Linked DNA regions of Mus musculus: region 1 is linked to region 2. A link is a loop called in an ENCODE intact Hi-C map of the cell type or tissue named here. Cell type or tissue: heart. All regions are shown on one strand. Each heading gives the region's core, and the rest is flanking DNA. Links, peaks and the distances in the headings are about the cores only.

Region 1 (8,000 bases), core at 1-8,000, 150 kb before region 2:
TACACGAAGGCTTCTTCCTTCTGCGATGCATTACATGGAGAACTGCCCTGTCTGAATGCCAAGAAACCCACAGCACAGCTGCAGTGCACACACCCACACAAAACTCTCAGCCAGGAAAACAGGATAAGATTCTCTCTGCCTTTGGATTTTTCAATAGCAAAAAAACCAGTCTAAGCAACCCAACACATCAAGTTTCCAAGGAGACCAGATTCAAAGGAAGAAATGCAAAAAAGCGCACGAAACTGTCCAGTCCTAATACTACTCGACCTGAGTGGACAGCTGTGCTGGTCTAAAATAGCTTTGTTTGTAAAACCAATTCTCTTTTGAATGCATCTTTAAAACAATACCATCCTATCATAAGACAGAGTTACTTGAGGGAAAGAATTGGCTTTCCACTTGATGTCTGGGTTCCTTGCAAACAGCTTTTCTTCTCATTACCAGGACATGAGAAGTTTTGTATTAGCTCCCTCTGCTCCAAATACTCTGCTGGTCTTTCAACCCCTACGGTGGCTCCTTTTTATCCGTCCTCAAAGACCTGATATGAAACCGGTTTGAATCCTATCATCTTCTGTATTTTTGTTGAATCTTCCTTTCTTAGCTAAATTCAGTTCTTCATAAGAACTTTTTTCCCCACAGAATTTAATTAATTTCAATCATCTAGAAGAGAAGGAATTCTTTTAACATCTGCTTTTCCACTAAAGGATGTATAAGTTCCTTACTGAGCACTCATGCACAGTTTGCTGGGTGCCACTTAACTACTGAAGTAGATGAGACTTAAAGAGTGAGTACTGTTCAACCTAGGCTTGTTTGCATAGGAGATCCCCAGTGACAAAGAGCGACCTGAAGCCGCCCCATCCCTCTGCCTACCTGTCACTGACTTTGGAATTGCTTACCAAGTATTTTTGCTCAAAACTGTGCCAATTGCTATAGGCTGACATTTCGGTGATTTTCAGCACACTTGGGAATGGAAAGAGACCGTTGCCAAGAGGTGTACCTGAGTCACAGAGCCACCGTAGCTCTTTAACTCAGGCTAAGTTTTTGAATAAACAGAGTAATAAACTGAGCTACTTTAAAATTCTGTCTTTCTGATTCCGTTATAACAAAAAAGGGCTGTTGTCTAAAGCACTGTAAACTGAACAACCAGCCCGGAACATTTCATTACAGAATGCTGACAGGGAAGATCGAATTCTAAAAATGGCTAGGACACCAATAAAAACTGTTGCTAACATTAACTATGTACTACATACCAGATTTATGAATGTTATTTCATGTGGACACTGTAGCAGCTCTGAAAGCAGTACATTTATTCCCATGCTGAGCCTACAATTTTCTCAAGGTAGAACTCTTAATTAGGTATAAACAAATTAGTAAATGGCCACAGTAGGTTTCAGAGCAAGCTGTTTTTAGAATGGCAGACACTGCACGATCTGCAGCTTCTTAAAGATGCCCTGTGTCCTTGTGGACCCTAACACTCTTCAGCTGAGACTGGCTTTCCCTCTCTTTTCCATTTGCCTGCCTTGTCCTTACTCTCTCTGACTCAAACTAAGAACTCCTTCCTCTAAACATTCTCCCAATGCCCAGTTCAATATTGCATTGGTCTCCTTTGTATTCGTCATCATCTATACATGGATCAACCGTGAGACAAACCAATATACATGTGATGTGACTGTCCTCACAACCTGCCCTCTGATGATGAACACTAAGAGAAGAGGAACTTAATTTTTATTAAAGTGGTTTGCATTTATTTTGTGTGTGTGTACGTATTTATGTGTATAGATATGTGCAAATAAATGTGCACATGTATGTTGTAAGTGTGGAGGTAAAAGGACAATTTTCAAGAGTCAGTTATCTCCTTCTACCTGCAGGTTTCAAAAGTCAAACTCAGAGTTGGCAGCAATCCCCTTCCCCTGTTGAGGCATCTCATCTGCCCAGGACTTATTATTGTCATCCAGCTAATTAAGGAGGTTTTTTTTTCTAAATACACACTTACACATCCATTTCGACATGTACCCTTTAGCTACTGAGAAATGTAGCTGCTATCTCTAGATTCTATAAAGAGACACCTGGCCAAGAGATCATACATTTGATTACACATGTCTATCAACTGATAACTAGAATATGAACTCTGGTCCAAACCCATTGTACTATAGGTAGCTTTTGATTCAAAACACCACACTAACACTTGAGATATTTTCTCTTAGAAATTTAGTGCTAATAGCATACAAGTATAAAATGTTACCAACAAGTAGTCTACTGTAAGCAGCTGCCTAAGTGGACTTGCAGTTCTAGAGATGTCCGGGATACACAGGGGCTACACTAACGTTGGAAGTAGTAACATAAAAGCGCAGGAGAGTTATGCTAACTTTTCGTGATAGAAGATATGCCTGTAAGTTGGGAGAGGCCCTCTAACAACCTGAGGATAATATTTCAAAGAGCGAATAGTTCAGGGCTTCCGTGCTTCGTTTTGTTGAAGCAGTGTCTCTGTCCTGGAGCTTGCTATGAAGCTCAGGCTTGGCCTCATACTGCAGAAATGCACCTACCTCTGCCTCTGCAGTACTGGGTGGTAGGAAAGGGATGGTGAACAGAACCAGAGCTCCAGGAGAGGTAGCGGAGGGTACAGGATACAGTAGAAAGACAGCAGCTGGAGATTCAAAGCTTTTGGGGTTTTTTGCTAACAAGGCAATTTCTGCAACAGTAAATGTAGTTCCTCGGTTGAACAAAGAAAGACGCTGTGTTGCATCAGCCCCGCCTACACTCTACTCGCCAGCCCTACCACAATGTAACTATTTTGGAACAGAACTTGAAAAAGAGGAAAACTAGGTCTAAGAAGTGAAAGCTTTTGGAAAGCATGGGGTGCGAGAATGAGAGTTAAGAGATAGGAAGGGGTGGACACAGCCTTCAACAGAGAGGCCACCTCAGCCCCGAGAAACAGCCTTCTAAGAATGCCATGGGCCACGCTCAGGACACAGCAGCACACAGCTGGGCTACAGCTGGATCAAACGCCCTAGCTGGCAGGGATCTCTGCCCCTGAATTCTTACCTACCTACTGGTTCGACAAAATAGCACGACATCTAAGCTGTCTTATTTTGCTAACTACCTGCTAGAATGTCGTGCCTTACTATATCGTGGGCGTCCATACTACACGAGATACTATTATATTCCACTGTAAAATTATCATTTTAAGTATTCGATGAAGATGTAACAATTCTTCCTTTGAAAAGAATCAGTTCTGTTCTGAATTGTCTACTTGTGGTCCTGGAGTTGTAATAAAAAATAAGCAATACTACTCTCAGGGTATCTCATTTCAAAGGCGCACTGGAGAATCCTTGGTTGTAGAAAAGATCCCAGAGGCCTAGAACATAATGAAAGCACTAATTTACACATGTCAGCTGTCAGGAGTGAAGAGCATATTGTGCTTTTGTTCCATTCCCCGACTTAAGTATACCTGATACTTACAAATCAGTGTGAAATTCAAACTGTAAGAGAATATACTATACAAATCACTTGTTCCTGGCATCCATAAAAATCAATCTTATAAATCCTATAAATTTTACAAAGCCAATGCAGTCACTAGCCTTAGAACTTACATTAAATTACAGGCCTGAAAATAAAAAAGTTTCTAAAGTCTCATTTAAAATTTAAGATAAAATTTTAGTTAATATTAGCCCTCCAAATCTTAAAGATGTTCATAAATTCATCCAAACAGTAATAGAAAAATAACTTCTAATCATAAAGCATTTGTGTATGTAAAGATACAGTGACAATTTCCAATTAACTATGCTAAAAGATTTCTATGGTAACATACTTCCCATGTTGAATTCTCATGAAATTCATCAATACTATGGATATTAGTATGATATATTAAAACTATATACATATATATTATATCAAAAATGATATTATTGTGACTTTTGCCTTATACATCAGGAAGCTATGGATCAGACAGTTTAGTAATTCCCCAATTCATACTCCAAGTAGGTAGTGCATATGGAACCAAAATTGCTGTGGGTGTCAAAGCTCAAACTATTGACTGTCGTGATCTTCCTCCTTCCCGTACCTTTTTTCATTCTGAGAAAATCTCAAACTACAGCCAAGTTCACTGTTGGCTGCAGCAGAGCTTGACCAGAGTGGATATATAACTCTGCCTAGCTATTAGCTGTTGTTGCATAAACAGTTACAGGCTTATGTTCTCAGTGTCAAGAAACAACTGGCAGAAGAGTTACTGTAGACAAGTGCACTTCTGCCGTGATTAGCTAGGACAGTGGGTCAGTTCTGTAAAACTAACTACACTATCTTCAATTATAGCATGAAAACAACCCTATAAAATACCAACAGGTTGGTATAGACACAAGGGAGGAAAAATCACAATGTTATTTAACATTGTCCATTATAAAATGTTCAGTGCTCGCTGTTCTGACATTTTTATAAAAGTCTAAAGACATGATGGCCAATGTTTGAAACAGTAGCATGTTTACAAATATATTCTAAAACAATGTACCAATACAGAATTTATTAGAATTAAATTCAATTTCAAATGAAAGACTTTCAAGTTACAAAGCCTCAGGAGTTCTCATTACACTGGCAGATGTAACTTCTCACAGGAAACTTCAAATAACCTAAGCTGTAAAAAGGCAGGGCTCTGCTAATGAATCTTTAACCATTTTTTAAACTTTACTAAACATGAGAGAAAGCAACTCCTTGTATAGAGGTGAAGAAGCTGCAGGCCTGCTCATCTCTTCTCAGTTGGTTCCATGGACTATGTACACTCGTCACTTGTGACTGACACCATGACAACCAGCTGCCAGAGAAAGGTTTATCTTTAGAACAGGGCCAGAATGTGAGTTCATAGTTGCACGTCAATCAGCAAGACATGTCTCTGACATGGTCTAAACCCCTGCATCATGCTATATTTGGACAGCTAAAGCCATGCCCTGAACTTGGGAAGGTCAGGTATTAGTAGTTGTGCTAATACCTACCCTCGTGTATTCCTTGCCTTGTATCATGTAAGAACTTTGCAGAATTTTTAGAACTCAACATGATGTTAGCAAATGTCTGGATATTCAAAATTTAAAACTAAGCCGGGCCGTCTAAACTGAGATTTTAAAATTATGTAAAATTAAGTATATTACCAGTGGTTATGTCCATAAAAAATGGTGAAGAGCAATAAAGGCATAAAGAATTCAGAAAAAGTATAGAAATTATTCATTTAAATATGTCATATGAACATAAACAACTGGTTTTATTTTATCATCACAAATATAGGAACTAAAATACCATGCAAGAGAAGTTTAGAAATGTTTTCTTTAAAAAAAAAAAACTCAAAACAGCAATACACTCAATGACTACAAGAGAAAGAAATGTTTAATCAAGTTTTCTTAAACATCTCTGTGTGTGTCACAGAACAAATTTATGATCCTATGAAGAGAGTGGCTAAATTGTTTATGCATTTCCCCTCTGTATCCAGATTTCTTCTTTTAATACTGAATTGAGGCTATGGCAAGATGGCTTCACATTCAGCAACTTGCTCCTCTTGCAGCTGAGCAGGGTTCAGTTCCCAGCACCCATATCAGGTGGCTAACAGCTGCCATTCACGCCAGCTTCTGGGGATTTGCAGCCCTCTTCTGGCCTCCATAGACACTGACATGATGACTATCTTTTTTTCTTTAAAGACAATTTCATACCAAATCAGTCTCTTTAAAGATGGGTGCTGTTTCCTTTACCCAAATAATTTCAATATGTCAACCACTGTGAAGTACTTAAATAATGAGGAGTTGCCAGTACGTGAATACATGACAACCGATTCTGTTAAACTAGGAGGACAGGAAGAGGTCAGCGCTGAGTAATTGAGTGGCATTTCTAGATAAAGTAAATTTCTTCTAAAGTGTGGCTGTGTTTTGTAAAGTGATGAACATGCTATTTTCTAAAACATATTAAACAAATATATATATATATATCTAAGTAATATCTTTAGAATCTTTGGTTTTATTTTCTGCCACTTTTCTTTTAAAACTTAAAGTTATTTTTTAAAATATAGCTTCTTCAAGAAAACAGAAACAGCAGGTGGAGCTGGTGTGGTGGGTGGGAGGGCCCGGGCCTAGGAGGAGGCTGTGAGTGAGTGCATCTCCATCACCAAGCTGGTCAAGGACATACAGACCAAGTCCCTGGGGGAGATCATTTGATCTTCCAGCCCACTAAGAAACGTGAGATCGCTGACTTTTTCCAGGTAATGTCCCCAAAGGATTAGGTTGGGGCAGACCAGCAGACCAGGTTAAAGACTTTTGTCACTACTGAGGTGTGGCGGTTTGAGTGAAAATGGCCCCCATGGGCCATAGGGAATGGCACTATTAGGAGTTGTGGCCTTATTGGAGGAAGTGTATCTGGGGGTGGGCTTTGAAGTTTCAGATGCTCAGCTCAGGGTCCACTGTCACTCTTCTGTTGCCCTGTTGTTGGACTGGGATGAAGAACTCTCAGCTACTTCATCAGCACAGTGTTTGCCTGTGTGCAGCCATGCTTCCCGACAGAATGATAGTGAACCAAACCTTCACCTGTAAGCCAGCCCCAAATATAATGTTCCCTTTTTAAAGGCTGCTGTGGTCATGGTGTCTCTTCAGAGCAATAAAAACCCTAAGACATGGGGATTACAATGGTCATGCTGGTCTGAGTGTTAAGTGCCCCAAGAAGGTAGTCACTGCCATTCAAGGGTCCATCATCTTGGCCAAGCTTTCCACCGTCCCTGTGCGCAGAGACTGGGGGAACAAAAGTGGCAATTCCTCACTGTTCCACGCGAGGTGACGGCCACTGTGGTTGTGTGTTGGTGTGTCTTCTCCCTGCCACCACAGTCGCTGCCATTGTCTCTGCTCCCGTGCCCAAGAAGTTGCTGCTGATAGCTGGTATTGCTGACTACCACACATCAGCTGGGGGCCACAATGCCACCCTGGGCAACTTTGCTAAGGCCACCTTTGATGTCATCTCTAAGACTACAGCTACTTGAGTCCCAACCTCTGGAAAGATACCATGTTCACCAAGTCTCTTCATTCGAAATGCACTGACCGTCTTGGGAAGCCCCCAGCAGAATCTATGTTCAGACGCCCCAGGAGCCAGCTCTGGTTACCACATAGGGGCTTTATACAAGAAAAACAAAATGAATTAAGTCTGCTTAAAAAATTTAATATAGTCAACTTGGTATTTCTACATATAGCAAATATTTACCAGGCACATAGAAATTAATATTGGGTGCTGGATAAAATAAAATGCTAGAATACAAGCATTATCAAGACTAAGACTATTGTAGAACATGATATAATAAAATACATTCATTTTTGAGGGAGTCAAACACTCCCTTACCCCAGAAAAAAAGGCTCAATTAAAGAACACCTTTAAGAGCCAGTAAGTTAAGGAGCAGGAACAGTAAAATTGATTATTTTACCACTAGTTAATTTTACTCCCAAGTTAATTTTACTCTAAAAACTTCTGCCTGATCTTCAACTGAATCAATTTTTTCCTAGTACATTTAGTATTTTAAAATCTACTGGTTCATAATTATCATTAGCTACATTTACTTAATATGGAATGTTTTCTGACTTAAGTTTTGTTAGGTATATACAGCCATGGTTTAATGCTATTGTGGCAAAACAACTTTTAGGAAAAATCCCCTCAATTCTGAGTAGTGGCACAATGGATAATATTAAGTTACTAAACAGGCTTATTTACAGAGGGCCTTTGTCAAGGGCTAAAGAGTGAGTTACATAAGAAGGGCGCTCTGTGAATAAAGAGCCTCAGTAAAAGTAAATCCGCACTGAAGGACTCACTCACCCAAAGATGCTGAACACTGCCCTTTAAGGTTCCCTCCAAGTTCTCTCCACATCTCAATAATCTTTCTATTGCTCAGAAGTAGCCAAGTCCCAAAGTTACTACTGACCAGCGCCTGGCTGGTGTGGCATCGGGCTAGCAGCCTTGCAGAAGTCCACACTAGGCAGGGTCTGGAGTGTGGCAGCAGCAGT
Region 2 (16,335 bases), core at 4,081-12,080:
TGGGGTTACAGGAGCAGGGACCAGACCCTCAAGCTCACTAAGCAAATGCTCTTCCCTGCTGGGCCATTGCCCAAGGCAAGCTTTAAAACATTTGAATGAACATTTAATTTTACATATTAAGTATATGGAATTTTACTGGTCTACAAAGTGAGTTCCAGGACAGCCAGGGGTACAAAGAGAAACCCTATCTCGAAGCCCCCCCCAAAAAAAAAACCCTCATAGACTTGAGATCATGAATTTTAAAGTTAGCATACAAAGTAATGGGTTTCATTATGACATTCCATACATATTAGGTCATTATCTGTCATGCTACTTTGTTTCCTGCACCCAAGCCGCATACATACTCCTGATATCTTTCTAGTTGGTTCTGTTCTTTCCCCCACATAGTCAATCTCCTTGTGCTACCACGTCACATGTATCCCACTGTCCTTTAAGATCTCTTCTGTACCCCTCATGATCCCTGTTTTAGTTATTGTCTTAGGGTTTCTATTCTTGCACAAAACATTATGACCAAGAAGCAAGTTGGGGAGGAAAGGGTTTATTTAGCTTACACTTCCACATTGCTGTTCATCACCAAAGGAAGTCAGGACAGGAACTCACACAGGGCAGGAACCTGGAGGCAGGAACTGATGCAGAGGTCATGGAGGGGTACTGCTTACTGGATTGCTTCTTCTAGCTTGCTCAGCCTGCTTTAAAATAGAACCCAGGACTTCCAGCTCAGGGATGGCACCACCCACAATGGGCCCTCCCACCCTTGATCACTAATTGAGAAAATGCCTCACAGCTGGATCTTATGGAGGCATTTCCTCAAGGGAGGCTCCTAACTCCAGCTTGTGTCAAGTTGATACACAAAACCAGCCAGTACATTGATACATACTCACACGTAAACTCTCACATATCCCCCACCTAAAACACCCTACGTACATGTACATACACACACTCACACACCTAAGCACACATGCACATAATTTTCCTATGCAAGATAAATCATGAAGTACCTGTCTTTCTCAAACTATCTTATTTTGCTAGTTCCCTCTATTTTCTGACAAATGTCACACTTTCCTTTTATCTTTATAGCTGAATAAAATTTCATTGTGTACATGAACCACATTTTCTTTATTCATTCATCTATTGATGGACGTCTAGGACGCCTCCATTTCCTGGCAAAAGCCCTTTCTCCATGGACCACACTGGGACTCAGCGCCTGTCTACACAAATTCAACGCAGAGGCTGGATGCATAGAAACCTAAGGAGAATGGTCCCAGCTCACGTGCAGGAAACAGACTTCCCTGTCCTCTGTTAAATACCAGGAGATCCTCTGGACACTGAAAGCACAACTCTAAAAACAAGTAGATCCCAGAACTGATGGTGCTTACAGTTCAATGGAGCAAACACCATAGCCAGATGAGCTCTGCACTGGCCTAGCTAGGTTGGGTTAGAAAGTTAAGTTAGAGAGGTGGGGTTAGAACGGAGATGAAAGCAATGCGGGGAAAACAAAAGGAATGAGAGTTGCTGTTTCCACTTGCGGGTGTGGGAGCAGAGGTGGACAGAGGACCATAGCATCCTCCTTGTGCAAGAAATTAAATTTGACTACAGAAAAAAGTCATGCAGGTATGTGAGACGGGCGGAAAGCATTCCAGGTAGAGGGAAGGGAAGACAGAGAGCCTCTGAGTCATGACGCGTTTGGAAGTCTGAGGAGCAGCAAGAGGGCAGGGCAGGAGAGTTGGAGCTGAGTGATTGAGGCCGAGAGGTGTGTCTGATAAAATTAGAGGTGTCTGGGAAGCAGACTGGGTAAACCAGTGTAGCTAGGAGTCCCTGTAAGGAGCCAAGCACTCTGTGAGACTAGACACCACCAGAGGCAAAGGTGCGACAGGACCTCATTTCCAGGCTAACCCTGAAGGATCTTATGACTGCAGCATCCGGGTCTAGATGAGGAGACTTTCTGTCTCCCACCTAGGTCATGCCTGGTACCTGGAGCCTCCAGGCCTGCTGGGTTGGAAGAATATGTGTGCATTCAGTGAAGAAAGCAAGTTGCTCACAAACACAAGGAGGAAACTAGTTACTGCCGACACAAGAGGCCAGCTGGTTACTGCAGACACAAGAGGCCAGCTAGTTATTGCAGGTCTCTAGGGCCTTGTTGCCAGTGGGTGTGTGAGGAGGCCACACCCTGGCTCTGCCTGTCTAGTTTGTCTGCCTACCATTGACATCTGCCCAGACACCATAGCTACTTACTCTCCTAGATGGGCTGTGTGCAAGTGACCTAGAGCCTGGAGCCTCACCTACCACATCTGTGTCCAACATCCGGGAGGGGGATGCTTTCCTGCAGGACTTAGCCTTGAGGTAACTTACTCACCTTCTAGCTTGCTTTTCTATACAATAGAGATGATTTTTTAGAAACTTAAAATGCTGTCAAGGTGACCTTCCTCTTCTCTAAGGTGAAATCAGCTGATATAGCATGATTTGTGAGTATTTTAAGGTTCTAAGTGCTCAGGGGCCCCTGATCGTAAATACACATTTTTTTTGTTTTATCATCATCATCATCATTATTATTAACCATTAATATTTTCCAAGTGGTTCTTATGAACTGTAAAGTTTAAGAGACTTTGTCCTTGACCTCTCTGGTAATGCAAAGCTGTGTGTATGCATTTACTTGTACACACACATTTATGGAAATTACACATGACTCAGGCAGAGAGGAATTCAAAGACCACAGCCAGCTGAGCTTAGCTGTTTTGACTCAACAATGTATCATTGAGATAATCCTGCCTCTCCCTCTTTTTTTTTTCTTTACTGGGTATTTTATTTATTCACATTTCAAATGTTATCCCCTTTCCCAGTTTCCCCTCCAGAGACCCCCTATCTCATTCTCCCTCCCCCTGCTTCTATGAGGTGCTCACCCACCCACCCACTCCTGTCTCCCAGCCCTGGCATTCCCCTACACTGGGGCATCGAGCCTTCCCAGAACCAAGGGCCTCTCCTCCCATTGATGTCCGACAAGGCCATTCTCTGATACGTATGCGGCTGGAGCCATGGATCAACTCTTTGGTTGGTGGTTTTAGTTCCTGGGAGCTCTGGGTGCCTCTGCCTCTTAAACGGTTCCTTGCTATGCAACTCCAGGGAAGGACAAACAGCAGGTTTCGCTGTCCCCAGTGGTGGCCATTTGTGCTGTCTTCCATTATTTCCAGCTGGTTTGAGATCTCACCCTGTTTGCTCTGCAGCCGTGTATCCTTGGCCAACTGATGTAACTTCCTAATGACGTGTTTCCACCCCCTTCTTCCCTTCAAGAAGACTATTAACACTCTCTACATGGTGGCGGTAGTGAAACTTGAGTGTTTTTCTCCGAAGAAAAAGTGACCAACATACAATCAGTGGTTAACTAATAGTTGACTGTCAATCATATTCTGACTAATCTCTTACTTTGAGGTCTCAAAATATGGTCTTCTGATAGAAGCCCCTCTCATTTGAGCTCGGATGATGCAGGGGTGTGGCTTGTGGGGTGGAGGATCTGTGGTATTTGAGCGATGCTTGGCTTTGCAAGAATGAGACACAATGTGGCTCTTTTTATGGCTGCTGAGGGCCGTGATGCAAAGAGCATATTTTTATTGGCTTCGGAGGACGTTTCTTGACAGAGTATTGAACTCTTTTCCTTCCTGCTTTTATTTTTAGTATAATTTCAGATATGGAAAAGCTACTGAAATAGTATGGCTATTTTACTATGTATCAAGTGTTAACATTTACTAACTTTGTTTTACCCCCTTGCAGATACATATCACACATCTTGCTTCTGAACCTTTTGAGAAGCCCATTGCCATTTACGTGGCAAGTCCTCCAAAGTCCTGTATCAGGAAGTGTCACTATCCCAGGCAAGCTAAAAGGATTAGTCACTTTGGTGGTGTATCACTGTGCTGAAAACAACAACAAAATATGACTAATGGTCAAAGTCTGGACATTAACTTTGATACATGTTTTTCAGTCAATAGGTCTATTCTAGATTTTGGCAAGTTTTTCACTAATGTCCTTTATAAGCATAGAATCTTAGATGCATGAATCTGTGTTTTCTAGCCTGTTCTTTTCCATTCTGGCCCAGTCCCCCAATGCTTATTTTTCATATCATGGGTACTTGCAGAGAGAATGGGTCTAACATTATCTTCAGTGTTCTCAGCCTGTGGTTGCTTGGTGGTTTTTCTGATTGGATCCAGAGTACTTAGCTTTAGCAAAGAAATCGCAGTCCCATATGTACTAGGGTCAGTTTTTATCATTGTCAAGTAAATAAATAGCTTTGATCACTTGTTTGGGGGGATTCAGTCCTATAGTGGCTTTGCAAAATTGGTTTCTTCTTTGCAGTCAATAGGTGTGTAGTGGGAAGTTATTAGTATTTGGAGATTAATAAATACCCCGTTTCTCATTAGTTTCCCTCACCTGTATCACTATCAACTACTGACTTTTGCTTAAAACAGTTATTTTTTTTTTCTGATGAGTTAGTCAGTGATTGAATATTCTTTTTTTGAAAATAATTGACCGAGGAGTCTTTACTAGAAGAAACACAAGGGTTTATGGAGAAGACCAGCAACTTGAAGCTAATTATAGCACAATGCAATGAGTGCTTTATTAAAACAAACAAGCTACTAGCTTCTGGATAACTCTAGCACAACACCTGCCTTTGTAGACGAGGTTTTACTAGAACACAGTCATGCCCAGGTGCTGACTTCCCTGGTGCCCGTGACTGGCTACTTTTGTACTGTGGAGTTAGTTAGCAAGTTTTAACTAAAGTACATGACCCCACAACATCTAATGTAATTATCTACTTAACTTTTGAAAAAAAAAAAAGTGGGCTTAACCTGGATAAAAGTACCATGGATCCTGATCAGCTCTGTTTAATTCACATGGAGAGTCCTTGGAAAAAGGGATAATATCAAGTCCAAGTAATAACAGGTTTCTATATATACTACAGAGGAGAGTCATGTCTTCTCTTCCTTAAGGACCATAAACTCCTTGGAAAGATGAGGCAGAAGGACTGTCCTGAATTTAAATGTAACCTGGACTACATAGTAAATACCAGGCCAACCAGAGATATATAGAAAGAGTTTGTCTTGAAGAAGAAACAAACAAATAAAACCACATCAAGTAAGCAAGGAAAGAGATAGATTTTTTTTTAAATAAAAGGTATAACTACACATTAACAAGAATCAAGGAAACTATACCGAGTCATAATAACTAAAAACAATTATTACAATTAGCCTTATCTAATTTGTATTTCAAAATAATGCCAAAACATGGTAAAAAAAATTCTTTCAATACATCACATTCAATATAAACAAAACTCCAGGGATGAAAAGAATTTGAGCAACTCTCCAAATTTTGTAGCCTAAAACACAAAAATCTGTCTTGGCATTGGGTTTGGTGACTGCAAACAATAAATGTTATTGGGAGGCGAAGCATGTCAATTATTCATTTACATGTGAAAGCCCTTTTATTTCCAGAATGTATCTGCTTTCCTAAATCTCATCCACCTCCACACCTTGCAGCATTAGACCACACTGCTCAGAAAGCTGTATTTTGTGATAGGAAGAGGGAGTTCTGGAAAATCAATTAGGAACTCAAAAGTAACTTAATCTTGTTGATTGTTCTCTTGTGTGAGACACACCCATGCACTGCTTGGACCCGAGGGCCAGACTTACGTGATTCAAGTAGAGGGGACTGTGAAATGTCTGGGCGTTGGGAAGCCCGTGACTTGAAAGCAGACAGTGCAGTCTAAACACAGCCCAGAGTGTGGAAGGGAAGCAAGGCCAGATGCTAACACGCTGTGAGGGATTCGAAAGCCAAAGCAGCAAAGCTGCTGTCTCAGACACACCCAAGAGGGCGAGGGAAACTAACACAGGCATCCAAGGACCACAGCATCTCCAAATGGGCAAGCACAAAGCAGTGAAGCCCTCCTGAAGCCCAGCTGGGCATCCCAGTCATCTTGTTGACCACTTGGGTTTCAGCACAGAGTGTCAGTACACTTGGCTTTAAACAATGCTTATTCCCCTTTAGAGTCAGAGTAGGCTATCTGGGATAACTGCAGAGTGGGCTTTCCTTTAGAGCTTTCGCATTCCTTTATAGTTTCTAGGGCATTTTCACATATACCCATCGGCTTCGTCATTGCAGCATGCTCTGAAAAAGGCAAGACTGGCCTCTTCTTCCAGATAGGACAACTATGGACTAGAACACGAAGTGACTCTCCAAAGGCAGCCAGTCTTTAAAGGCATGTCTCTTGAACCCAGCCCAGTGCACTTCAAGGGCTTGAGCGCAGATTCATCAACTCCTATTGAGAGCAAAGTGATAGAGTACAGATGCAGAAGGAGCTAGAGAGGACCCTGGACAATCAGATGTGGTCATGCATGGCTAACCATCCTCCAACTTTCATAAAACTGCAACATCCTAAAAAATGTCTACTGCTATAATTAATTTGAAAATACTATATATAGACTCAGCCCATTAATCTGTTGTGTGTCTTACCTGTTCTGGAATTCAGAGTATTTTTTTTAATTCTAGAATGATACAATGTCTAACAGTGTACTTAAAGTTTCTGTTATCTTCTCATCAGGGTATAGAGGTAAAACCCTGTAATAAAACACACTGGTATTTTGGTTACAACAGATATGTAAAAATAATTACTTGGAGATAAATATTGACTCTAAATAAAGTCCCATTATTTCAGGTCAGTGTTTGCTGCCACGTGAATTTTGATGCTAAAGTTGTCCCGTAAATTGGCTTTAGAGCTTTTAGGATGCTGGGATTGGGGGTGAGGGATGTTTGAGCAGTGTTTGAACCTTCTAGGACTGTGTAGTCTTTTGTGGCCATCTTCCTGAATGCTGGCCATTCTAAACGCTTATTTTACTAACCGTTTTTTACATAGACAGAATTTTATCCATTCCTGAATTCTATAAAAATGAGAATTTACCTTCTAAAGTTTTCAAAATGTATGAGTCAAAAGATAGAAGAATGGGATACTTCACTTTATAACAGGCCTCTGTCCTGGAAATGAGTCACCAAGGGTTCTTTTAGAGCCAGCGTCCTGGTGGTGAGGGTTTGGCTTTGGGAACAGAAAGGTGGAGCTGCCCTTTTCCTGAGTAGCTGTGAATGCTCTGGAAAGCACACCCCGAAAGTGAAGAGGGCACCTCTGGGTCTTCACCCTCTGAGGTGTGGAACTAGTACCTCTGTGACTTAGCCAGCTATGGCTTCTTGGAAGTCAACGAGGACCTTTGGTAGCAGTTCCACTGGCAAGCGTCCTCACTCTGTAAAGCTCTGAAAACTCCAGTTCTCAGAAGGACTTAACAGGAAGCCTCGCCCAGTAGCAGAGGAAGCTGAGGAAGGAAGGAAAGATGGCAGGGCTGGGGGAGGGGCAGCAGTCTAAACAATGAATGAAGTCATGGCCTTGGAACTCTATGTGGTCAACGACACACCCCACTTGTGTGCCCCACTGGTCCAGAAGCTCAGTACAGCATCTTCTCTCTTGCTGGCCTGGCTCACTTCATTCTCAGGTTGGCCTAGAAATGTCCTCAGGGTCCTTGTCACTGGAGACTTCCTTTCCCTGTTCCTCTACACCTCCTCCAGTCTTTCTACTTAGCTTTCACCTCCTTCGTGACCTTCAAAAAAAAAAATCATTGCTTGTCTCTTCCTTAGGAAGTAACTGCTGTCATCTTCCCACGCCATCAACCCACGAAGTAGTTTACAATTTCCTCAGAATATCCACTGTATTTTATTCCTTAAGCAGGACCCTTTTATTCCTTCTACAGAATTAAATGGTTTTTTTTATTTACTAGATTGTTTTATCTATCAATCAAGCACTTATTCAAAACAAAAACAAAAACTGCCCTGTGTGTACAATGCTGTGTTGGGAATTTGTGGATAAATAAGGAAGTTTCTGTATTCAGGAGTTTACAATCCAGTGGAAGAAAAACGGGCACCATCAAAACAGGATTCACACCTCTCAGTTTTGGTGTCTGATTGTTGAAAGGTGGTCAGGGAAGACAGAAACCTTTAAGACGAGTGAGAGGCAGATGAATGTATGGCGGGTGGGTGAAGGCTATTCCCAGCAGAGAGAACAGCATGGCAGAGGGCCAGAAACTTGACGAGCAGACAGTGTTCCAAGAACTGCCTATAATTGAGTGTGGCTGGTGGATAGAAAGAAGGCAAATCAGAGGGTTCTGGGGAAGGGGAGGGGGAACGGACTGTGAACAGAGGCCTTGAGCATCAAGGGTTTTAATGGCCCTTGCAAAGGAATTCAGTCAGTTTAAGATTCCTGTGGGGCCTGTTTGGAAGGGGCTGTCATTCAGGCCGGAGGCTTCTTGGTTTGAGTTCTCACACAGCACAGTCTGAGACAGAGTGTCCTAGGCAGGTGGTTTCATTAGGAAGTGATCCTGGGACAAGCTGTCAGAGCCGTGCCTGCTATGGTTTGGGTGTGCACCTTCCTTATGCAAAGGTATATAACATCCCTGGGAGGTGCTGTGGGCCTTTAAGAAGCAGTGCCTCGTGGGAGGTCCTTAAGTCGTTGAAGGTGTGGGCTGTGAAACCTCATTCTTTTCTTCTTTTTCTGGCTCACTGACATGCTGTCATGATCTCCTGCTATCTATGTCTGGAAACTTCAGTAGAGGCTCAAAATAATTGGGTTGCCCAAGCATCGATTTGAGCCTCAAAAACTCAGGGCTAAACATGCTTTCATTTCTTCATTAGTATGTGTTAGGTATTTGTTGTGTCACTACAGACATGGCTAGTGGAGTGGGGGGTAGCGGTAGGTCAGGAAGTGATTCAGGATCAGGAGGGCTGGCAACTCAAGATATACCAGCAAGTAGCTTGTTGCTGTGAGGAGCTCAAGTCAGACCTCTGGAGAACTGTAGAAGTGCTTTGGACTCATCCTCGCCAGAATCAAAATGGCCCAGGAATCACTCACCAGGTCCCCTCCACTTTCCATTGAAAGCTGTTCTTTTGGGCCTGCCCTGTGTGACACACTCAGGAGAAAACCCCCTCAGACCATCATAGATGCTTGAAGAAGCCTTGGCTGGTGATAGGGATGTGGGCAGGACCTGAGCGTCTGCTACATATCTGGTTCTGCAGACAGGAGCTCATGGAGGGTTTAGGATCTTCACTATTGTAATGAGTCAGGGAAGGAAAGACGTGGTTACACTTCAGGGGATGACGGAAGAGAATGTGATGAAGGGAAGATTCACGGAGGTGTGGGTAGGCTGGCAGAGCCACAAGGAACAGGGGGTGCCCCTTACGTTAACACCAGTGGGAGGCCAGTCAGCTGCTGCTGCTATGCTGCCCCATCGGAAGAGGCGGTGCCCCACCTTCTCCCTACTCAGGTGGGGCAACTCTGCGGCTGGTCCTGTTTTCCAGAGCTCTGAGCCCGGCTGCTCCTCTACGCAAATTCATGCCCATCTGTATGCCTTGTGATGTTACCCTCCTTTCTCCTAACCCACCTCCCCACTCCCCTGCACCATCCTTCCCAGCATCACCTCCCAGTTAACCTACTTGGTGCACAAAGGTGAGCACTGCACTGGAGTCAAGAGAAAGAGGTTGCTCAATAAGGGTGTCACTTAGATAGAAAACTGCAGCGCTGCCAAGTTACAGCTTGGGTGGCAGGAAGCTGAAGGCAAAAAAACACTCTGTGCCTTTTCTTGTCCAGTTCCTCAGCCTTGGGTACTAAGAGCCAGAGGACAAGGAAGCCCCAGGACATGCTTGGTCCAAGAGAAGCATCTCCTGGGGCACTGAGGAGGGAGAGACGGGGAAGACAGTTGGCAATGCCCTTCTTTCACACTAGAGTGTGTCTTTGTAACCTCCCCATCTCCAGACATGTGCCAGAAAACACAACTTCATGAATGCACCAAGTTACTCAACAGCACCTTCTGTCTGTGGGTTTTTAATCACTCAGTCTTCACTGGCCTCAACATAGCTGGATCATACGGGCAGAGAAGGTGTTGATAGCCATTCTCTACTGAGCCAGGGCCTGAACCTTATCTGCCTTCGCAATCAAAGTCAAGTGTTCACTTCAGAACATCATGTGTTCCCAACAGACAGAAAGGGATTGCTACTGGGCAATGAGTGAGTCATTCAGGTCACCCTAATATCTTTATAATAGTTCAGATTATAAATTATTATCAATTTATGAATTATAAATTATTTGCAGCCAGAAATCAAATGCTTGATTTCCACAGATCATGCTTAGCCTTAAATTTCTTAATTTGACAATGACCAGAGTTAATGTGAGACTCTAAATGGGACCTAAGGTGAGAACATCTTACCTCATTAGCCAGAAGTTCACACCAGTCTCTACGGGGAGAAGGAGGCTGACGCAAATCAAATTGTTGAGTCCCAACTGCACATATGCTAGCATTTCACAGCCAGACAGATCAGGGTTATCTTGTGAAAGCTTACACAGCTTGATAGGGTGGACCCAGGAATGGCATATATGTCACAGTGACTCATGTCACCATCTTTTGTTTCAATATAGGTTTCTGATAGAGCACTGCCCAGAAAGTCACACTATGTATGTCAAGAAACACAACAGAAGTGATAAGCATCCTTAGAGGGATCATTTCAGAGCCTTCACAGTGTGAGGATGCTTCTTGCAGTGCTATGACATCTGCCCTACTGTCACCAGCGGGCTCTTGGGTGATGGCACCTGGCATCAGCAGCTGGCTTGTGAGCCCTTGTTCACTGCACAACCTTGGGGAAGTTGATCAAGCCCCTATAACTCAGTTTCCCCATCACCAAATTGGAGTGAATGGTCACTCTCAGGGTATAATAAGCACGGAATGAAATCAATGGTGCCAGGAATGGAGTAGAAGTTCGGTAAAAACCAAATGTGACCATTTGTTTTGGTCTGCATCACCCCTGTCCACCTGATAGTTTTGTTGAAAAATGCCCTCAACCCATAGCTTGCCACACCAAATACAGGGTTCACCAGGGGAGGTCAAGCAGTATGGGAAGAGAACAGAGGCGAGAAGGAGATGGGGCAGGGAGGGGTGCTGCAGCAGCTGGGTGCTTTTTGTGCCTTGAATGAATGGCACTACATGTGGATAGGACCAAATGAACTGGCCAGACAAGTGGCATGTTGAGGGTGCAGAGTCTTGACAAAAGCATAATTTCCTCTGTGGTTTCTCTAAGCTATTTTTGCCTTTGCCAAATGACCCCCTTGGGAAGAAGAGCTCTCTTTCTGTCTCTCTGTCTCTCCCTCACTCCCAGCTTCTCTCCAAAGTTTGAGAGGGGAAGTAAGTTTCCCAGGAGAGGGTGGGGCAGGAGATGGGGCACATTGTGAGCCCAGCAGCAGAGAGTCAGGCACTTGGAATCTTCCAGACAATAGATGGCATGATATGAGTTTGGTTATGAAAGAATGTCCTTTCTCCTGGGCAGAGGACACCGTCTTGGTGGCAGGTGATGGCTCTTGGGTCATGTTGAGCTCGAGTTGGTCTGTGGCAAGGTGGTTGCTTTCTAAGTTCTAAGGTGATGGTGGGGAGACCTCTGAGTCCCAATTCCCTCCTGAGAGAGCCCTGTCTTGAACAACCCCAAAAATAAAGATGTTCACACTGTCCTGGGGGTTCAGAATGCTTGGAAAGGTATCTGATCACTTCCTTATTTATTCTCCCTCACTAACTCAGAAACTCATTCTTTCAAAAGTTCTAAACAAGTGAAATATAAATTCAAATGGTTCCGAGAGTTGGTCTCTCTCTCTGCAGGCTGCTCCCAGGACAGCTCTCCCACAGCTCTCCCTAGCTTCTGGCTTTACAGAGACCATCTCTGTGACTCCTTGGCTCAAAGCTGCACAATTCAGTCTCCGCCTCTTTCATCCCAGGTCTCTTTTCTTTGTGACTGTGTCTGTACTGTGTCTCATATGGTCTTCTAGAAGACCTGATTTGATTCCACATGGCCTCATCTTAGTTGTATCTGCAGAAGCTCCTCCCAAGGACACACGTCGAGTCTATGAGGACATGCGTCTGGTGGGAGCAGTGCTACTGAATTCAGTACAGGTGACTTCTTTATGCGAGGCTGCCTTACACAAAGATGAGTAAGACCCCCACCGTCTCAGTTTCCAGAGGAGATGTACCCATGAATAAACGGCTGTGATTCCACAAGATAAATATGTGCTAACATCATACATCGATATGGTCCTTACCAAATGCCTGGCACTATTTAAAGCAATGTACATATAATCCTCTTAGCAACCCAGGACACTCCTGTCATTATCCCCACAACTGGGTTCTGGGGAGGCGAGCACAAGAAACCATTGGGGAGGGGGTGGTCCCAGAGTTCCATCTTTGGCAGCAGAAGTTGTGCCTGCCTCTCTGAGGAGCTGGCATCCGGGGAGAGGACAGCAACTGTGCCGAGGCTGGGAGCATGCAGGGTGAAGACAGGGTTCCAGGCAGAAGCAAGGCCTATGCCAATGCTGAGTCAGCCAAAAGCTGCACATGCTTTCAAACGGTGAAATCTCTGAGCTCAGGGAAGGCTGCTGGGAGCCAGATAAGGTCAGGGACGGAGGGCCCTTTGGCCCACACTGAGCAACGGGAATCTGTTACTTCTAAACATCTCAACCTTGTAATCATGGGACCTGGGGTTTGATGCGTTCCTTCCAAGGTCTCTGGCTGCAGATGGAGGACGAGGTAAAGAGCGAATAGCAGTGGCTTTGGTCAGAGGTGGGGCTTAGGGTGTTGCTGGTGGCACCTGTCAATGGATGTAAAGAAATCGAAGAAAAAGAAATGACAACCACTTTGTGTCTGAGGGGCAGATGGGTGCGTATCCGTCCCTGGGATACATGGAACATGGCCTGGGTAGAACTGTGGCAAAAGGAAAGGAGAAGCATCCCTGCTGGGCATCCAGTGGTTTCAGGAGCCAAAGTAGCCTTGGAAGAGTGTTCTTCTAGTTGGTGTTACATGGGAATACAGGATCCAGACCTAGCTGCTCGGTTGAAAGCCCTAGGCAGCATGTTCCCAAATACACAGTCCTGAGCTTTGTCTAGTCCTGAGCTTTGTGTGATTATTTCACACAAGAGTGTCCACTAACTTATTGTTCTAATAGGATGGACTCCGATAAAGTAGTAATAGCTCACATTTCTAATGCCATTCCTACGCCAGCACTTTGCCTTGTTTTTTTTTTAAGCCTCTTAAAAATTCTGTGAAGTAGGCACGTCAGTATTTATAGGTAGAAACACAAAAGACTCAGACAAGCCCAGTGAATTGCTAGAATCTGGTAACCAGTACTGACCTTGGCAAGAAACAACCATGGCCTACAGCCTGAAGCCATAATTGGATGCTACCGAGCCCCCGGGCCATGAAGCTCTCTTGCCTCCTTCCAACCTTGCATTTGTCTCCTTACTGTGGAGGGCAAGCTTCAGGAAAGCCACCATCTGCCTCTGACCTCTGTTTGTGCCAGTCCAACTCCAACTTGCTTAAGTAGTTAAATCAACTTTACATTCCCCCACCACCACCCTTCAACCTTTCTAAACAAAAATAATCCTTGCCTTCTGGGCTGTGTCTGCAGCTTCCCACACGTTTGAGAGCTCTGTGCAAGGTGCCCGGGATGAGTGTGGGCACCGTGGAGCTGACAGATCACTGATGTCTGGTGGAGGAAGAAGAGGAGGCCCTCAGCCTGGTTCCTTTTCCACTGCTGCTGGGCCACCCACCTGGGCTCTGCAGCCTTGCTCTGCATGGTTTTTCTGGGTTTGTCACAGTTAGGGCACCTGCACAGAAACGAGATGCCTGCTACTTGCTGTCTGAGTCCCTTGGCTGAGGTCTCCTTGCTTTAGAGGGTGTCCCACTTTCCTGATTGACTTCCAGATAGCAGTATAGGATATCACAGGCAACGGACCTTTAATAATAACAAACTTGCCGCTAGCTGCTTGTTTAGGAAAGAAATTATTACTATTCTGCTTCTTCACACCATTGAGTTAGATCCTTAGACCCTCAGAGACAGGTTCAGAGACTGAGGAATTGAAAACACTAAGTCAGCCTTCCCATTTAGTTGGAAAAAAAAAATCTGTCCTTACCGTCTTGTTTCCCCATCCCCTGTTCCCTTTGCTTACAATGTAGGTAGATCTTAGCACAGCAACAGGAGTGTTCAGAAATGATTGCAATTCAACACAGGGCATCTTTGCCTTATTCTCCTCACCCCAGCCATTCTCTCTTCTCCCTCTTCTGCCAGAGCCTGCCAAATTGCCAGAGCCACCCAGGAACAGACTTCCTCTCTAATCTGTCGCATCTGTTCACCCATCCTACTCTGAACTAATCCTCCAAGTGCACCGTTTGCCACAAATGGGCAGGAGACAACTGGGGTGAGAGCAAAGGGCGGGTGCACAGCTCCAGTCTCTCACGTGTTGTTCCCTTCTCATGGGCAGCAAGAGAGCCACCGCCGTTCCACCAGCAGAGTGACACTTAAGAACCCTTTAGTCACAGGGTCAGTTCCAAGTTCCCAGTTCACAGAGCCAGGACTTTGTCATCCATCCATTTGCGCACATCAATTTTACGCCCGTGACTTAGTTATATTTATCTGGGAATGGTTGAGATTCAAGCCATGGGAAAGCCAGGAGGCTTGCATGATATTTATGGTTCAGTAATTGCCTTATACTGTGGGGCCCAGGCTCAGAAGCCTGTCTTTCTGCGTTGTGAAGACAGAGAGGAATCTTTGCTGTGTATAAGAGCTGCTTGTCAGTTGTACTGGAATTCACTGTTACAAGCATTGATTTATTTCTTCTCCCCTGTAGAAGCCCCCTCCACACAGCCTTGGCACGAAAGGAACAGGTGAGAACTTATTACTAGTCTACTATAATCTAAATGTTAAAAATCCACCCCCAGCCCACAAACTGGGGACTCAACGGGAGTGTTCAGAAGGGATTGCAAAATCCAACATGCCCTGGGAGCTGGTATTTAAAACTGCTTCCTCTGCTAGGTGATTGGCTCCTGAAGCTGGAGCCCTGGTGAGTAGGATGAGAGCCCTTGTATGGTGAGGAGGAGACACAAGGTCTGCTGCTGTCTGCCACTTGAGGACATAGCATAAGGCTGACTTCTGCCACCCAGGCAGAACCTTGATCATGGACTACCAGCCTTTAGTTCTGTGGGAAATAAGCCACCCTGTTTAGGGTGATTTATCAGCTCTAGCTGACAAAAAATGTCCCACCTCTGATTTCCTCCATATTCATAGGATTATCAACATCAATACTCATCTAGAAAGATCATTTCATAATTGAGACAGAGACAGAGTACTTACAAGGCTCTTAATTTAGTTGCCCCACTTCCAAATTATTCCTTTTAGTGGCTGAATGTAACAAGGTGCAGTGGTGTCAACCTTCTCCAGGTTAGCACTGTTTCTAGTTTTTGCCACTATTACAAAACAGTACACATATCTTTGCTTTGAGGGAATGAGCCATCTGGGTCAAACCTTTATGCGTTTTAATCATAACAGATGTAGCCAACTTGCTTTCTAAAAGGAAATGTTCAAAAGCCCCCCCTTTTTTTCTTTTTCCATTTTTCCCTTCAGCAACAGGAATCATCGGTCTCTTGGATATTTCCCACTAGAGTAAATCGGAGTGAGCCGATGTATCATTAAGTGGTCCCTTCCTGAGTGTACATGAACCGAGTCTCTTCCTATATGTGTTGACACCACGGGTTTGGGTTTTAGATCCTTGGCTTGGTTTTTCTCCTGGTCTTTATGAATGGATTATTTGCTCTGTAAAAGTTTCTTGTGCTTGAGGCATACTCTCTCTGTGATCTCTGGGCTTCTCTTCTTATCTGTTAACTTAGTGTCTTAGCCTGTTCCAGAGGCTGTAACCAAAGAGCCCCTACTGGTAGCTTATAAATAACTAAAATGTGTTGGAGGCTGAGAAGTTCAAAGTCAAGCCGCCAGCAGAGTCAGTGTCTAGTGAGGGCCTGCCTGCTCTTCACAGGTACAACTGGACTTTTACAAAGTGGAAGGTGTAAATCGACTCTCCCAGGCCATTTCCCTGGGTCAAGTTAGATTTTACCATAAGCAGAAACAAAGTAGAAGAAACAAATCTTCAAAGCACAGAACTGAATTTTCCAGAGAGCTTTCTTTATGTTTATTGATCCTACTCTGCACATCTGCCCTTCTCTAGCTTCCAAATCAGAACCCTCTCAATCACCTTGGGCTTTGCATGTGTGTCCTAGTATAGTGTTGTGTAAGTGTTTGCATGTTTGTCTGTAGCTCACCTACAACTGATTGTGTTTGTTTGTTTGTTTGTTTTTTACTTGTGGGATAAGCTCTTAGAAGATGCTCAAATGAATGGACTTAGAACATATAAGAAAGGTCACATAATCGGAAAAAGAAGAAGAAGAAACCTGCATGGTC

Evidence for each region. Hi-C counts contacts between places; a loop is a spot of excess contacts. Peaks named below come from ENCODE experiments on the same cell type or tissue, not always from the same donor. Only the 100,000 strongest peaks of a DNase experiment are listed, where the experiment ranks them.
Region 1: a loop joins it to region 2, with 2.0 times the contacts of the local background. A loop is called at or near these places in 2 of 42 quality-filtered maps.

What each region holds. Positions count from the first base shown.
Region 1 is chr5:54,093,119-54,101,118 of GRCm38, reverse strand. All of the region lies in intron 3 of Stim2 (stromal interaction molecule 2), which reads right to left. Among named protein-coding and RNA genes, the nearest start is that of Stim2, 99 kb to the right of the region's middle. In heart, for the core only: no CTCF peak of the experiment used is centred there; a DNase peak (open chromatin) is centred at 78; H3K27ac peaks cover 903 bases.
Region 2 is chr5:53,939,784-53,956,118 of GRCm38, reverse strand. Gm40305 (a long non-coding RNA gene) reads right to left here. Exons shown (of 3, transcript XR_868426.1): 3 at 5,126-6,304. Among named protein-coding and RNA genes, the nearest start is that of Gm40305, 20 kb to the right of the region's middle. In heart, for the core only: no CTCF peak of the experiment used is centred there; DNase peaks (open chromatin) are centred at 5,718, 7,378 and 8,118; H3K27ac peaks cover 676 bases; H3K27me3 peaks cover 928 bases.